Regions from separate parts of the Mus musculus genome. Here region 1 is linked to region 2. The links are chromatin loops, found by intact Hi-C in ENCODE. Cell type or tissue: left cerebral cortex. All regions are shown on one strand. Links, peaks and the distances in the headings refer to the core of each region. The heading gives the core; the rest is flanking DNA.

The links. Peaks named below come from ENCODE experiments on the same cell type or tissue, not always from the same donor. Only the 100,000 strongest peaks of a DNase experiment are listed, where the experiment ranks them.
Region 1: it touches region 2 in a loop (2.5-fold over the local background); 2 of 42 quality-filtered maps call a loop at or near these places.

The regions. Positions count from the first base shown.
Region 1 is chr3:56,658,377-56,663,766 of GRCm38, forward strand. No RefSeq gene overlaps it. Among named protein-coding and RNA genes, the nearest start is that of Gm32237, 37 kb to the right of the region's middle. In left cerebral cortex, for the core only: no CTCF peak of the experiment used is centred there; a DNase peak (open chromatin) is centred at 2,374.
Region 2 is chr3:56,005,588-56,010,977 of GRCm38, forward strand. It overlaps Nbea (neurobeachin), which reads right to left. Exons shown (of 58, transcript NM_030595.1): 19 at 3,975-4,056; 20 at 3,630-3,753; 21 at 2,649-2,841. All of the region lies in intron 6 of Gm31914 (a long non-coding RNA gene), which reads left to right. Among named protein-coding and RNA genes, the nearest start is that of Gm22784, 51 kb to the left of the region's middle. In left cerebral cortex, for the core only: a CTCF peak has its summit at 2,565 (motif pointing right); a DNase peak (open chromatin) is centred at 2,586.

The sequences.
Region 1 (5,390 bases), core at 230-5,229, 650 kb after region 2:
ACCATTAACCTTTAAAATCTTTCTTTGATTTTAAAATTTTGGATAAACCTACATAAGATTTAACAATCATAACTGCGTGTAAGTGTACAGTTCAGTGGTATAAATTATGTTCATGCTGTTGTGCAAACCATCATTACCATTTATCTTCCTGTCTTACCTTCCCACACTGGAACCCCACAGTCGTTAAGTAACTATTCTCCATTTCACTATCATCTAGCCCCTGTAGCCTCTACTCTATGTCTCTGTGAGTTTGACAGCTGAGCATATCTCAGAGATGTGATGGGGTATAATATCTATTCTTCTACTGAAGGTATTTTCTTTAGTGTTCATTCCTGTTCTATGTATCAGAATCTCCTTCATTTTAAAATTCACATATTCTGTTTTATGTGTAAAACCATATCCTGTTTGTCCATTCACCTGTCAGTGGGTCATTTCTACCTCTTGACTGACTGTATGATGGGCATGCAAATACATGAGCTTTTCATTCTTTTGGTTTTATACCCAGAGGCAGTATGGTAATTCTACAGTTCATTATTTGGGAAACTGCTATTCTGGATTCCATAGTGGTCATATTATTTTTATATTACCAGTTCAGTGACAGGGTTATGATTTTCTGCCTGTTTGCCAAGAGTTATCCTTCATGTTTTGCATCTGTGCATGTTTGTGTGATAACTTTCCCAGTAGGTAAAAAGTGGTACATTGTGTTTTTAATATCTAGTGCTCTTATTAATAACATTGAACATCTATCTCCTCATGTGCTTAATCTGTCATTTGTGGTTCTTTCGGATGAATTTCTACTTGAGTCTTTCTGTTGCTGTGATAAACCACTGTGACTAAAAGAGATTTATGGAAGGAAGGGATTATTTCATCTTACAAGTCACAGTACATCATTAAGAGAAGTCAGAGTTCAAGGGAAGCAGAAACCATGGAGGAATGCTGCTTACTGGCTTGCTATCTCTGACTTGCTCAGCTCCTTTTATTATACAACTCAGACTTCCCAGAATAGGTGTGGCACTTCCCACAATGAGCTAGGTCCTTCTATATCATTTATCAATTAATAAAATGCCTCATATACATCCTGGACATGGCCATGGGCCAATATGATCTGAACAATTCCTCTACTGAACTCTCTTCTCAGGTGACTCTTGCTTAGTACATTTGTGCCAAGTTGAAATCTAAAGCTACCTATGACAAAGTACATTTATTTATTTTAAAGCTCTTTTTCTTTGTGCCACATTTTTGGAGTTCTTTGTATGTGCTAGTTGTTAACCTATTGTCAGTTATAAGATTTTCAAACAGTTTCTTCTATTCTGCAAATAAGCTTTACTCTTTTGGCTATGTCATTTGATGTGTGGGTGTTTTCAATGTTTTTATGTAGTCTACTTTATTTTTTCCTTTTGCTTCCTAGCTATTTTTCCATCACTCAAGTAACTACTAACAAGCATAATGCCATTAAATCCCCTTTTAGTTTTTTCTAATAGTTTTATGGTTTTAGTTCCTAGATATTCGAACCTTCATCTTCCACAGGTCAACCCTAAGATTCTACACTGACTTTACTTTCATTGTTTAAGTGACCATATATCACTTTTATTCTAAAGCATAAAGAAGAAAGCATTACAAACATCTCCTCCTAAGCCACTTGAGAACCTCAAACACATACAAATATTAACAGGCATTTAGTTCTCCAATCATTTCACAAGGTGTCTCTGGCTCTCTGGTGGTTATTATATTATTACAGAAAACCTGAACTCCATATTGTAGTGAGTATGCTTAAAAGGTTTGGAAAGGCTTATTAACATAAATATGATACAGCTGATTCCTCACTGTGTCTAATGAAATCAGTTTGCTGTGATTACACTAGTTAGTGTTCTGATATTTGGTAAATTTCTAAAATCTGGGACCATGCTTCATTCCCTTTGTCTTCCCTTTGCTAATTCCTAGTTTCTTCCACTATGCAAAACTTCTCCTACGCACCATAGGTATTTATCATACACCTGTTCTTTGCATACTCATCAGTGAGAAAAAGAAAACATTTTCCCATAAAACAGAGCATTAGTCAGGGCAGCCCATGTATGAAGAAAGCATCCATCTTGGCACCTGTAGCTCTGTTGCTGTGGGAGTCAGTGGAAACTACACAGGTGAGTGAGCAGATGAATTATATAAAATCACTGGCTTTCATAATCTTATTGAGGCCTCGAGAAACCAATTCAGGGCCATCCAACTTCAGTCAGAAAATTGAGAAAGACCCCAGAATGGCTTTATGATTCTGTGCCTCCAGTGAGTCACCCAGGGGTAGAGTAATTTGTGCCTCCTCAGGCAAATGCAAGCTGTTTCTCAGGCTTGGCTGAGGCTGAGACAGCAAGATGTGACATTTCCTTACTTAACAGTCAGTACTGTGGTATGTGACAATGTTAGACAGTTGAAAGCTGCCTGGACCATTGCAGCCCATTCAGCTGCCATCCAAAATCACACTCTATATACAGTATTCAGTAGACAGAGTAGGCTCGCTCATGGAAATAGACCCAAACATGACAGTTTAAAACAAGAGAAATCTGTTTGTTTTTTTGTTTTTTTTTTTAAATGAGCTCGGACACATCTCAAATGAAAATCTCTCTTAGCTTTCAAGATCTTTTCATGAAAACCCAGAGTTCCCTTTGTATTGATATAAATCAGTGGAAGTTAATACACTTGGGAGTGGGATTGGGTTCTCTCTATGTCCTGGGCTACATAAGCATCAGAGAGGGAATGTTTCCTTGTATTTCTGGCATTATGTTCTCTCTCAATCGGACTTTCCAGCTTTGGCTGGCCCAGAACTTCCTTGGCTGGCCTATCCTTCTGCCTTGACTTCTGAAACTCTGGGTTACGGGGTTGTACCACCATGCCCAGTTCAACTCAGTTTTCAATTATACTTACATTATCAATAACATTATTTGTGTTTATCTCCACTATAGAAACAGCAATCCTTAGGCTTTTCATTACAATATTTTTACAGATAATTCATTACTTCTGATGAAGTTACACTGTTTATAGTTGTGTAGTGATGTTGTACAGCAGTGAAATATCACAGTGAACATGGCTCATCCATTATAAAATCCCATTTTATCTGTTTATTATGTCCTCACCCATAGAAAAACATCGGTCCCCGGTACCCATTTTTGAAAACATGACAATCAAGGTTATTCTTCTGAGAAATTGAATAGTTCCTCAGTTTTATTCAGTTCTTCTTATTCCATTCAAAACTGAAGGGTTGGTTAGAAAGGAGTTCAGACATGACACATAAAGAGTCTTGGCAGGTTTGTAGGGATAGCACCTGACCTCTCTAGGTTCTGATGAAGAATACCTGGCTCCAGCGGAGAGCACAGTGGTATGTGCATTGAGAATAGTGTAGGAGTGAGAAATTCCTTTGCATTGTGGTTGGCTGCTGAGTGTGGATTGCCCCTCTTTTCTCTTCCATCCTGAGACTGACTTCCTGGGTGACCATGGCAGATTTCTGAAACTCAGTTCTCTCTCTAGGGGAGGATAATCCAACCTCCCTGGGGGTTGTTGTGAGGATTAAAGAAAATAATTCTACATAAATCTTTGCATGTTTCCCAGTGTATACTAAATTATCAGTGAATGCTTATTTATCTATTCTTACCATTATTTCAAACAAGGTAAGTTAGAGACTTAGAAAGAAAATATTACCTACATATATTAAGTAGATAAGTAATTCAAATGAAGAAGTAGGTGTAAAATAAACTGAAAAACAATTTCTAGGGTTACTATTAAATATAATTTGTGGAAGAGATGGAGTAGTGTTTTATCAAAAAAGAGATCACTTGAGTCACACATGCTGTCTTCATCTCAGATCCTGAAAAGACCTCCTTGTTAGCTATTAGTTTACCATTAAAAGAAAGGTGGTACTTGCAACCTATAGGCTATTTTTCAGGAATGATTCTCTGTAACATGCAAGGATCACTTGGTCATAAAAAAGTTATGTGTATGTCTTGAGTATGAAATGTATTCTACAAGTTCTTATGCCACTGGTAGTTTTTCTTTAAGAAGGTCCTAGGACCTTTAGCAGAAAGTGTAGTTAGAGAAAGTCAATCTTTTTGGGGTGTGCTCTTGATTGGTATACAGCATTTGGACCTCTTTTATCACTCTCTGTCCACCATGAGGTGAGCAGCTTCTACCATACTTTCTTGGTGCCATGATTTTCAGCTTCACCAAAGGCTCAGAAGATGCAGAGCTGCAGACTAAACACTAAACTGAACCTTTAATGTTGCCCTGTCAGGCACTTTGCCATAGCAAATGCAATTCTGATTCACACATACACAGCCTGAGTTCCACTGAAAAGAGTCAAAGCAGTGACCTGATAGAGGGTGGGCCATGTTGATCAAGGGCGATTATCTGATTCCTAAGAGGTAGGCCACATGGCCAAAGGTACTAAAAGACTTGTTTTGTGGGATGATAGAGGGATGAGTAACAAGGGCAGTGTTTATCCTACTTCAATTATAATGCTTCCTCCAAGCTTGCTTGTTAGAAGGGTCAATAGAAGGACACCTGCCAAGGATCTTCATCTTCATTCTCCAAGTTTCAACATATATCATCATCAGTGAGGCCAAGCTGACGATCTAAAACCAGCCAAGATGCTCTAGATCAGAATATTCCAGCCTACTCAGACTTACAGGACTAGTACACCGGCATGGCTCTAAACTAATCTATTCGGGGGTTGCTTTAACTCAGAGTAAGGTAACTTATATAGTCTCTCTCTCTCTCTCTCTCTCTCTCTCTCTCTGTGTGTGTGTGTGTGTGTGTGTGTGTGTGTGTGTGTGTGTGTGTTTCCAGAGTTTGAACCTTATCATGAAGAATGCCAAAGCATAAAGGAAGGAAGAAATAAAAACAGAAGGCCCAAGATTTATAAGGAGCACATGAGGCCTTGATCCTTGAGACATAAATATTGAAATGATAAAAGATCTTAAACTGAAATTCCCTGAAGGCAAACTCCATCTCATATTATCTTACTCCATAAATATCTGGGATAAGCAAGGAATGAAAAGGAACCAAGAAAACAAGGAGGATACATAATTGCAGAATGCAAGTACAGGAAGAATCTCAATGCTCACAAAATAACAGCAGATACCTTACTGGGTTTACCACGGCTGCTGCTATGCTCAGCTTTTCTAATGGTCTGTTTTACTTCAAACTCTTTCTAATCATATGGAACAGATACTATTTTACCCCTATTTATAAATGAGGGAGCTGAGCAGTCCTAGGAAATCACACCATTCTCCTGATAACATAGTTTTACATAGTAAGGTGGTTTTACATAGTAAAGTGGATTTCAGACTGCTCATAACTCTACCTTCCATGATGGAAACTGTCAATTATGCTTAAACCAAAGATAATAT
Region 2 (5,390 bases), core at 229-5,228:
ATGTGCCAAGGGAAAGGGAGAAATAAGAGCAATAAAGTTACCATGATATAAGCTAAATGGTATTAGGAATTTTAAGATTTAGTTTGATTAAATAATAAAAGATTCAGTTTTATTACGTAATTGGAAACAATGATGAAATACAGTGATACACTGTTTCTTGACTTGTCTCTATCCACATGTGTAACTGCAATTTCAAAGCTCCTTTGTAGAGGTTAAATATTCCAATGCTACCCAATATCATATGATATATCATCTGTGAACACTGTTTAGGCTTAAGGACTAGTCAGATGATAATATTCAACATTAAAACTACTATTACAATGACAGTATTCTCACCAGACATTGTTAAGGCACTGCATCAGTTTTAAGTGCAAACGGGTGACTGAATTAGAAACAGCGCAATATGTTCTGTACAAGAACTTGCAATGTCTTTTTCATTGTTACATTAAAACTTACTAAAGCAATGGCAAATACAAGGTGTGTATGTTGAAAAATGTAGGACTATAACAGGCATAAATTCTTCTAAATTTTTCTAATATTAAAAAAATCTCTCCTTATAGGCACACAAAATTAATTTACATTAACAAGCTATTTTGGTTGACCTTTCTTAAAGAGTGCCATCATATGAAATCTGTTTCCTACAGAAAAATCTCCTCAGTCACGGGACCTGGCAACTGTTACCCATGGCCATAATCTGCTTGTCATCTATTCTGATAAATAATTTTTTTGTGATACTTTCCTCTCTGTCTGCTCTCACACTACACAAATGAGTCAAGCAGCTTCATCAGAGGCAGACCAGAAAGCCTAAAATATATATTATTTGGTCTCTAAAATAATTTTTCTAATTCCTATTAAAATAACTATATGAACTTTCTAAATCGCAAAACTTAATTGCAACATAAACGAACAACCTAATTCTGTATGTTCATGGCTCTTCTGTGATGTTACAGGTAGAAGAGCCACAGCTTTGAATCAGTAGAACATAACATGCACATACATCAACTACTCTCCTTGCCAAAGATAAATGGTATTTAAAATTTAATATGGAGAAACATAATTTAGAATTAAGTGTTCACTGTTAAAATATGTTTTAACATTTAAGTGTTAAAAATGTTAAATGAAATGTTAAAACATGCTTTATATGTATTGGTTTGAATAAGAATGGTCCCTATGGGGACATATATTTGAATGCTTAGTCACCAAGGAGTATTTGAAACAGATTAAAAGGATCAGGAGGTGTGGCCTTGTTGACGAAAGTGTGACACTGGGAGAGGGCTTTGACGTTTCCAAAGCCCATAACAGGCCCAGTGCTAAAGCCTATGGATCGGGATGTAGCTCTCAGCTCCTCCTCCAGCACCATGCCTGCCTGCTTGCCACCATGCTCCCCTCCATGACAATGAACTCACCTCTGAAACTGTAAGCAAGCCTCAAATTAAATGCTTTATTTTATAAGTGTTGCCTTGGTCATGGTGTATCTTCATAGCAATAGAGCACTAACTACAACAACACAATTAAAAATATTACTTTAAGGTGCATGCCTTTAATGCCAATACTAGGAAGCCAGAAGCAGACAGACCTCTGTGAGTGAAACCAGTCTTAAATGTTAGTGTACACAGCAAATTCCAGCCAGGCAGAACTAAACAAACACGGAATCAAGAAAACTATGTATCTATCATGGTCACTGACACTGAGATGCCTTCCTCAATTTCATGTGGCAACTCATTTTTGACACAGCGTTTTGTACTGACCTGGGCTCTATGGTTTTGGCTAGACAGACCGGCTGGCTTGAGAGTCCTTGGGATCTACCCATCGGGCTCTCCAGCACTTGGGGCGAACAAAGTGTGTGCAGCCACGATGGGGATCCAAATTCAAGTCAACCAAGCCCCTTTTGAATGTATTTATTACTTATTTTAGAATGAAAAGAAATCTGATTACTTCAAAAACATCTTTAAAAGTACTATTCAGCTACTATTTCATGAAATATGCTTGTAAGAATTGAATATGGTTCAGTTAAAAAGCAACTGGTTCTCATGCTGGCTACAAACATATATAGTAAATTTTCCAATTGAGAGGACATGAAATGGCTCATTAAGGAAAGGCGTTGCCTCCAAGCCGAAAGACCAGAGTTCAATCCCTGGAACCTGTAACTGTAAGCAGAGAACCAACTCCTGAAAACTATCTTCTGGCTCCCAGACTCAGCAAGTGCTTGCATGCACTCACACACCTACACACGAACACCTCCTCCTGCCCCCGACACACACACACAAACAGACACACTTACTTAAAGTGCTATTAAAACAAAATTCATAATTTACAGACTTCATAAGGTTTTTTTGTTTGTTTGTTTGTTTGTTTGTTTGTTTTTTGAGACAGGGTTTCTCTGTATAGCCCTGGCTGTCCTGGAACTCACTTTGTGTAGATAAGGCTGTCCTCAAACTCAGAAATCCACCTGCCTTTGCCTCCGAGTAAGTTAAGTGATCTTAAACCACCTTCAGGCTCACCAAAGGGCAAAGAAAGGACAAAGTCAAAATTAGGATCAAGGAAGGAGCCATGACTGAGAATGTCCACTAGGTGGCACCAGATGAGAGTTTATAGCCATTTACTTCCTGGCTGAAACTTCAATGACAGAAGAAGCCAAATCCCCTTACCTTGGAATGGGCTATTGAGAGTGTGTCCACCCAGACTCTCCAGCCTCCCCATTCATATTTTATTGCATGATACAAAAGAATCCGGAAAATGTTGTAGACCATCTCAGTAATCTTCTGTTCCTCAGAACTTTTTGGATTGATATAGCCAAGAGAAAACATCCAGTCCTGCCACACTGAACATTGCAGTAAGCATCTAAAAAGAAAATGAAAAAGACCTCATTAAAATTATCAAAATTATAATTTACTACTTTGAAACTTAAAGTGATGAAAATATAAGCCAAGTACACGATTATTCTCTGTATTCTGCATTCTATAACCTCTATCAATTTCTTTCTTTCTTAGAGAACTTGAATTATAAATCAAATCCCTCCCTACCTCTCCTGTCGAGAGACAGCTTTAGCTTCTGCGTGTTCGCAGTAATAATTCACTGCTAACACTCACGGTGCTCTCGACTGGCTCTACAGCACCCCCAACCCAACTGTGCTAGTGTGGGCACCAAAATGCTTCACACACAATACAAAAATGCGTTAGAAACTTAGGAAATGACCAGACACATATTCAAGGACTCAGGCTGTACATCATGTCTGAGCTAGGATATCTTAAATGCATGGCAGGACAACATCAGTGAATATGGACACACCCAACATAATGAGAATTAAAGGCACTGTTGCTGATAGGGAGATGTGAGAGATAGTGGCTACAGCATAAGTACAAAAGTGTTCATCTGTATATTCATATGTGTGTGTGTGTGTGTGTGTGTGTGTGTGTGTGTGTGTGTGTGTGTGTGTGTACTAGGACAACTAAATAAAAGCATATACAACTGATAAAGTAGGATGAAATAAATTGCTTCTAAGAAACGCAAGCCTTTTTAAAATGATTTAAGAGAATTTAACAAATTATTTGAATTTTTCATTCGAAAGTTATGGAAAATCAAGAACATAAAAAATATTAATCTAGAATAAAAATCAGACTGTTTTTTACCTTCTATTTTCACGGCTGTTACTGAAAAGCTTAATCATGTCGGATAAAAACAGCCGACGGACTTCCATCAATTCTGCACTTGGTGTTGAGTTCTTTAACAAAGTTGCCACCACCTTAAGAATCACTATATACAAACAAATTCTGAATTAAAATTTTAAAATGTCACCAAGACGTAGCACCACATTCACTAATTTTCAACTCAATACTTGGCTCCGAGTGGAGCTGTCCCTGTCCTAAAGTGGGGCCACCAGAAGGAACGCAGTCACGAGAGGCTCTGGTTTGGTCCCACATGTCACCGTGTAACGGCCGCGCTGCCGCGCCGCGGGAGGAGCGGCTTCTGCTTACTTGGATTCTGGATTTTGACTGTGGAGTCTGGCTCCGGGTGTGGTTTATGCACAACTTGAGTACAGACTTGCTCTGTCAAGATCTGAAAGATGAACAATTTGAACTTTGTTTAGAGAAGAAATTAAAAACAACTGCATAATATAGCTTTAGTAAAGAATCTGTCAAAGGTTTTGAATAATTTTAAGTCAAAAGAAATATCCCTCACAAAAGAACTTTCTAAAATTACATATGTCCTTAAACTCTGAAGTCTATATACCTCAAATTTTACTTACTTTGGATAAAGACAAAAGCCAGACACCTTATATATAGAAGAAAAGAATAGTTAGCTAATATAAAATTTGCTCTGTTTGAAATATGCTTTCAGTATGCAATTTTAAGACCTCTGTGTTTTGAATTATAAATATTTGATGTTTTGTGTCATGCTAATTAAAAAAGTCAGTAACTGTTAACAAACCTATGCCTCATACAGAAAAGAAATCTAAAACTTATATTTCTAATTTTGACTAGAATGTAGGCTTAAAACCCTCAAGCAAAACCAGACATTTTGGTTATTGTCCATGCTTAGCACCAAGAGCTGATACATATCAGGAGTCATTATGTGACAGAATGGATAACTCCGTCAAATATAGATAGTCAATGTGGTTGCTCATGTAGCCCAGGTTTAACCATACTTGTCTCATCATTACAGCTAGCTCGCTATCTGTCTGTCTGTCTGTCTACATGCACAAAATTTCAGTAGAGATGAACTCCACTTAGAGCTAATGCTAAACTCTGAACACTCTTTTAAAAACACAGTTCAACTCAAAATCAATACAAAAAAGTCATCAGCCCAAGTACAGTCGCCTGTAGTTGTTGGAAGCTCTTGATTGCATGGCCTAAAAGGTGGAATTTCTCAACCCTTTCCCCTATCTTTTGACTCTTAAATTCTTTTCTTTTTTTTTTTCAAAAAAAAAAAAAAAGAAGAAGAAGAAGAAGAAAGAAAAGGAATCAGTGTTAATTTTGAGACTGGCTATGCAGAGTGCTAAGGTGAAGAGCACAGTGGGAAGAGCGAGGTTAGACACAGGGAGGACGGCTTCTAAGATGGAGAGCATCATGACATCCAGAAAGAAGAGACACACTCTCTTTCCTTTTTTTTTTCCAGACTAAACAGAGGACAGAAAATTTACATAAATAAATGAGGTATATAGACCAAAAATATATCGACTTGAAATAAGACATTGCTCTATTATTACTTCAGTGATAAATACTGGTTAAAATCATCTATACCCATTCTTAAAAATGAACAATGTTAAACTAAATAGTCTCAGAATGCTTTTTTAACAGTGTACTCTAAACATGACTGACTACATAGAGCTGCCATGTGAGATAAAAAATCTCTTGAGATAACATATACCAAAAAAACAGTGGCTGGTATAT